Linked DNA regions of Homo sapiens: region 2 is linked to region 1. Evidence: chromatin contacts called from ENCODE Hi-C or POLR2A ChIA-PET data. All regions are on one chromosome and are shown on one strand. The core of a region is the stretch at or near the end of the contact, and the rest is flanking DNA. Distances in the headings are between cores, read along the strand shown. Region 1 overlaps IRF4 (interferon regulatory factor 4). Region 2 overlaps EXOC2 (exocyst complex component 2).

Region 1 (3,085 bases), core at 241-2,740:
ACTATTCTAGGGGGGGTTCTAGATCCAAACTACAAACTTTTCTGACAGCTCTATGTAACCTTCAGCTGCAAGGATTTTAGCACCAGCAGCTGCAGCCTGGTTCTTTGAGTTTTTCTGCTGGACTGGAAGTTAGTAGGTGCATAGGAGCTGAGCCATGTAATCAGTAGAAGCGATGAAGCTGAGAAAGGAGACTCCCTTGCCTGGCTGCTCAGAGAGAGGAAGAGTTTGGAGCTGAGGTCAACAGCAGACGTACGGATCCCCAGGGGTTCCATCTAAATCCTGTTCTCTTTATCCAGTTTTCCATTTGATTTTCACATTTGGAGTGTTAGTTAACCTATATCCCTTCTTTTTAGCAATGACCAAAATCAGAGGAGCTTCGAATATAAACAAAAGAAAACATTAAAAACAACTTCCTTGAAAGCCCTAAACCTTTTAAAGTACAGATAAAGGAAGAGGAGGCAGATGCTAACGGGAGAGCAGGATGATTACTCTTCACAGACACTCCTCTGTGTGGGAGGAGCAGCCCGGCACTTGGCCAGCGTTTGTCTCTTTAACAAGGTGAACACTTGGAGATCTGATTTCAGAGACACGTACAGCAGCCTCTCTGAAGGAACGTAACCGCAGGAGAAAGTGCTTTAAAAGCTATCAGGATGCATGTTTAATAACACACACACACATTCCATAACAAATTTTTAAAAGTTTTTATTTACCTAAAAACATAAATTTATCAAACATATCAATTTGCTTTGCAGAGCAATTTACATAAAAATTCATGATGTATACCAACGACAGCATAGCATTATCTACCTCAGTTTGTGAAGCATCCTTTCCTACAGATCTCAGCAAAACGCAGAGCCAGTAGGGGAAATTCAAGCTTTCATTTGGGGGCCTCTGGGGTCCTACCTGCTGGCAGTTCTTTCAGCAGAAAGTGGGGTACGGGGGATGCTGAAGAGGGGGAAGTGGACCCCATTGCCTGTTAAGTCCCATCTGTCTCAGTTTGAAGCAACACGGGAATTTCCATTGGAGGAGGGTTGGCCTGCCGGCCTGGCCCTTCTCTCACGTCCCCTCTACTTCAGCTACATTTCTTATGCATGTTCCTCAAAGCTGTGAAAATCAATACAAAAAAAAACTGACCTTTACTTCATTCCTGTAACAGGCTATCAGGATCTCAAGGAGATCCACCTGCATCGAGATCAGTCTCAAAAACGGGGCATGTAAAACATAACTTACAAAATGGTGTGTAAGGTCTGAGAGCCTTCACGCACCATTCAGACAGATGCAGCTGGCCACAGAGGACTTGGGGAGATACGTAATACAAATAAAGACCTTAACCAATCCCAACACTTTCAGAAAAACTTTCACCTGTGGGGAAGTGGGGGCATGTGACTGGAGAGCAATGAACGGAAGTTTACACTGGATCTGAATTGTTACTAAAAAAGTAACTGACACGCACACACAAGTGGCCTTCCTGGCGGAGCATCAACAAAGCCAAGAGGTGCGAGTACCCAAGACTCCCAGAGTTGTTCCACCCCTGGGGCTAGCTGTATTTATGCCCTCGCTCAAAGACCAGCTTTTTCAAACACTAATACCTACCTGCCCTTGGTGGTAACAATACTGTAAGGGCTGCTCATTTCACTGTAGGATTTTACATTTTTCTCACCATGGCACAGTCTCTTTTTAGTTCATACCCAATAGTCTAGCTGGGTTTTCTGTAGGGCGACTAACTCTCCTGTTTTCGCTCAGGACTCAGGGGCTTCCTAGGTTTCAGTTGTAAATGAGTCGGTCACTTGGTTCTCTATAGTGTTCCAGGAGATATTAATTACTGCTTGAGGTTTTCCTAAATATACAAAATCTCAAGAACAAGACATAAACCAAGAAATGCACCTGGGAGACACATACATTTTTTCCATATGACCCAGTGCTCTTTAACAAGTCCTCAAATCTTCAACAGCACTGTCCACTGAGTACAAACTAAATTCTAGTTTGCCAATTCCACTTTATCAAGACAAGGAATGAGGAAGCCGTTCCTTTTCAGAGTCCTGAGACAAGTGCTAGGATTCCTAACCCTGAGTATTTCATAGCTAGTTCATTCCCTAGGTCATACCCTGGATCACTCAGAATTTTAAAAAGTCAACATACACATAGATGTAAAGATAGGAAAGGAGGTAGTGGCCCCAGCCAAGAAGCATTTTCCAGAAAATTCAGCTCCACTGTTAAAGCAGCATAATATTTAAAAAAACAAAGAAGAAGAAGTCACAAAGCAATTGAAATGGAGCATCCGCTTGGAGAATTAAGAAGACAGGGTGCTCCTGAGACAGACTTCCAAGACAGCTTCTTTGAAGTGCTGTGTGGGGTTAAATATTCTTCAGCAAAGAGGGTCACAGGTAAGGGCCCCGTGAAACAGCAGTTCTTAATATCATCTTTATCTTCCCTTAGGATAATATACCCCAAAATACTTTGCATCTATAAGATGTATACATCACTGCAGTTCACGAAACACAGTCTGCTGCCCAATACATATCCATGTTGCATGGCTAATGAAATGTCAAACCCTACTGGGTACATGGCAGTGGAGCTCCACAGCAAGGCCTCTGAGCAGAACGAGGTAAATCTTCACTGTTAGCTACAAAGAGCACTGCATGAAAGTGTGTGCAAGATGACTCCATGAGGTTTTCTTTTTAAGTTTATGTATATTTACAGAAAAGTGAAATGTGTTGGAAGAATAAACACCCCTTCTTGTGGACACTTTTAGAGAGGAGAATTTGGGCTGGGAAAAAAGGAGATCCTTTTTATTTTTTTGCTGTTCTCTACTGTTTGTCTTTTCTGTAGTTAATATTAATATTAATTGTATTAATATTCTGACTTTAATATTAGAAACTTTTTAAACATTAAAAAATAATGTTTCAGTGCTCACTGCTCACTAAGCTTGATAAAGGCTGAACTGTGTAATGTAGGGATACAGCAGGCACTTACTAGGTGCTTGTTGAATGAATTTAAAATATCCATTAGAAAAGCAGGAACACACATTTGAGAGCTACGCAATCTTCTGCTGATCCTGGGAGTAATAGTAAATATCCTGTAGTAT
Region 2 (3,066 bases), core at 63-2,562, 88 kb before region 1:
CTGTGTGTTTCTGCTTTTGAGCAAAGTGAGGCTCATTGAACTTGTACCTAAAATCTGATGTTTTATTTTGTCCAGGCTTTAACTTGCTTACAGAATCAAATTCAGTTTTATAAGGAGTTTCTCCTAAAAGTGATTCCTTAAGACAAAAATGGTCCTTCTGCTCAATAACTTGACTTTCACCTTTGGTAGTAAGATGCTATAATTGATATTTAATGTGCATTTTATAAGCATTGTTAAACACCCTCTGTATTTTGTGTTACTGCTTATACTGAGTGTGTGTGTGTGTTTTACAGTATATATGTTTTACCGTATATGTTTTACAGTGTGTATATGTTTTACAGTATATATAGATACTTATCTATATATATTCTCTGTGTGTGTGTGCGTGAAGAAACTGAAGAACATTCTTAAATTTTCATTTTGAGGCCGACTGAGAGCCAGTTATAGAGAACATAAACAGTGACAGAAATGAAAAACAATAAAAGAAAACTTCTCATTTCTTTTTTTTTCTTTTTGACCTGTATGGAAATACTCCTTTCACCATTTGATTCTCAAAAGGAAATAGTGGTGGTGTTACTTTCTGTTTCTCCTCAGAAAACTCTAAAGCATGGGGTACAGCCTGCCAGCAGGGGAGGGGAGCTTGTGTTATTATTAATGCCTTCTTTCTCTCCTTTATTTCAATTTCAGGTGTCAGAAACTATTTAAAAGAAGCACTGGTGAATATAATTGCCGTGCATGCAGAGGTAAAGTATCATTAGATGTTCCTAAGAGATATGGATAACCAAAAAAAAGAAAAAAGAAAGATGTAAATTTGATTATTTCTATGGTGGTCTTTTTTTTCCCTCAGAATGTGTCTTGGGTATAAATAAGATACAGTTCAGCTCTTGCTCGCACTGTCTGTCTCTCTCTGTCTCTGTGTGTGTGTGTGTGTGTGTGTGTGTGTGTGTGTGTGTGTGTTTAACTGTGAGTCTTTCTCTGAAATTGTATGTTTTCTTTGATAATTCCAGCTAAATTCATAAATATTTGAAAGGTGAAGATAGATTGCAAGGATGTTTATCCTTCAAAGAATAGTAAATCCCTTATCTTGGAAAATGAATTAACCTCTTTTTAGCCTGTGTACAAATAAGCACTGGTATCTGATTCCTGTAGCAGTGGCTGGGATTCCAGAAAGGCAGACACTGCTTAGAAAGAGACTCGGGGCAGGCCGACACTGGAACAGATGCGTGGTTTCCTGTCCGTGGTTGACTTAGGGTCATGCAGACAGTATTGGTGCTTCTGGGCCATGCGAAAACTTGCTCTCACTTGACACGCTTTCATCTTAAGCTTTGTGTTAACATCCTCAGTGAACATCCTGGTTAGGAGGACTCTTCTGAGGAACATTGAAAGAAGAGACCAGAGCTACCACCATGATCTATGGCTGCCTGTTTTCATTCAGTCATTTCAGGATTTGTTACTCACTGCTTTGCCAACACTTTGAGAGTGGCTGTGGCTCACAGACTAATGGGGGACCAGATAAAGTGGGGCAGATCAAAGAGGCTACCATTCAGTCGTTTCCACCGTTGCCCAGGTGCCTCTTGGGCGACAAGCATCCAAGAAGGGTGTTTTTAGGTTTATGCCGCCTGCTGCATCCAAAAGTATCTGAGGCCATCAAGGTAAACTGAAAAAACATGGTTAATTAAGAGTGAAACCCGAATATGACCAGGGAAGACAAAGATAACACTACCTGGTTCCTAAATTTGGCTAGAAGTTTGAAGCGCCAAGAGCAGAAAGAAAACTATAGAACGTTACAGTTTCCAGTTCTTATGAAAGGGAAACATACAAATTCATCTCTAACAATAGAGTTTTTATATGATTTAACTCAGGCAGGAAGTCACCACATAGATCTTTTTATAAGGAGCAATATTTTTAATTGTGATCTTATAAAAAATATAAAAATTCTGTTTTTGTTATGGTAGCATCCTATAGAATTTGAGCCCAAAGTGCAAATTTAGGTGCAGTTGTTGCAAGCATTTCTTCGGTAGGTGGGCAGAACTGTGAGATCTGTGGAAATTGTAGTGATGGTGCTGATTCCTAGTGAGGCAGCTTTTATTAATGTCTATTATCAATTGCCATGGGCTTATAATGACTGAAAGGAGAATTTCATTCATAGTATTTACTATTTGCTACATAATCTTAAATTGCCAAAAATTTCCTTGGACACTCAAGTTATGTTTGGGTTAATTCAAATATTTAATGCTAGTGGCTCAATCTGAAAAAAGGAAAAGCTTAAAAAGAAAATATGATTTACTGTCATTTATGAGTCAGCAGAGTCAGATGTTTCAGTAAATCTCCAAAGACAGTAACTCTCAGTTTGAAAGTCTCAAACTTTAAGGTTTGAAAATAATGTAAGTCAAATAAAATGAAATACATATTGAGTACAGTATGTGTAAAATTGTGGAGGGGGGGCTTGTTCTCCAATACAGAATGGGGTACCCCATATGAAATGGTGTTTGTCAGAGTTTAAGGAGAGTCTGACACAATATTTTTTTAAATTGTGGTAAAATATTGACCCAGTATGTTCTTATTTCTCTAATTTCTTCTTTAGAGATGTTTCTTTCCAGTGAAAGGGGCAAGAGGCAAAAGAAATGTTCAAAACAGTTTTTATTTTGTCAACATCAGTAATGCCTTTCAAAATTATATTTGCCAATATTGTATTTTTAAGAGAATTTTTGTTGTTAATCAGTCAATAGAATTTAAATATAAGTCTGTATCTTCCTTTCATTTATAATTTTGGCCTTTTAAAAATGACTTAGAAGTCCTGTTGATTTTCTTTTGTTTTGTTTTGAATGTTAACTTTGTCTTTAACAAATTCAAGTCAAAAAGCCCCACAAAGCACCATGTCTTCCTATTTCAAACCAGGTGTTCACCATTTCCAAAGAACTGGTCCCTCGGGTACTATCCAAGGTGATAGAAGCAGTTTCTGAAGAGCTCAGTCGACTGATGCAGTGTGTTTCATCCTTCAGCAAAAATGGAGCTTTACAGGTAACAAAATCATTCAATTTCATATTGAACTTCTGTTGTTATTTA

What was found. A loop is a pair of places that touch in the nucleus more often than their neighbours do. ChIA-PET counts read pairs that join two places held with the same protein, here RNA polymerase II (POLR2A). Pooled maps may share reads with other maps.
Region 2: a map of GM12878 shows a loop between it and region 1 (2.8-fold over the local background). The contact joins two enhancer-like sites. A Hi-C loop is called at or near these places in 4 of 168 maps with a recorded cell type or tissue (CD4-positive, alpha-beta memory T cell, GM12878, GM20431 and 1 more), 21 of 37 single-sample maps with no recorded cell type and 13 of 50 pooled maps. POLR2A ChIA-PET finds 5 or more read pairs at or near these places in 16 of 52 experiments (CD4-positive, alpha-beta T cell, GM12878, H1 and 9 more).

Annotation. Positions count from the first base shown.
Region 1 is chr6:409,041-412,125 of GRCh38, reverse strand. IRF4 (interferon regulatory factor 4) reads right to left here. Exons shown (of 9, transcript NM_002460.4): 9 at 683-3,085. Among named protein-coding and RNA genes, the nearest start is that of IRF4, 19 kb to the right of the region's middle. RefSeq lists enhancers at 289-438, 1,339-1,488, 1,909-1,998. Within about 2 kb of position 1,490, at least 3 of the 41 ENCODE cell types and tissues checked have a DNase peak (open chromatin) inside an H3K27ac peak, as active enhancers do.
Region 2 is chr6:497,322-500,387 of GRCh38, reverse strand. It overlaps EXOC2 (exocyst complex component 2), which reads left to right. Exons shown (of 28, transcript NM_018303.6): 24 at 688-743; 25 at 2,899-3,021. Among named protein-coding and RNA genes, the nearest start is that of IRF4, 110 kb to the right of the region's middle. Within about 2 kb of position 1,312, at least 4 of the 41 ENCODE cell types and tissues checked have a DNase peak (open chromatin) inside an H3K27ac peak, as active enhancers do.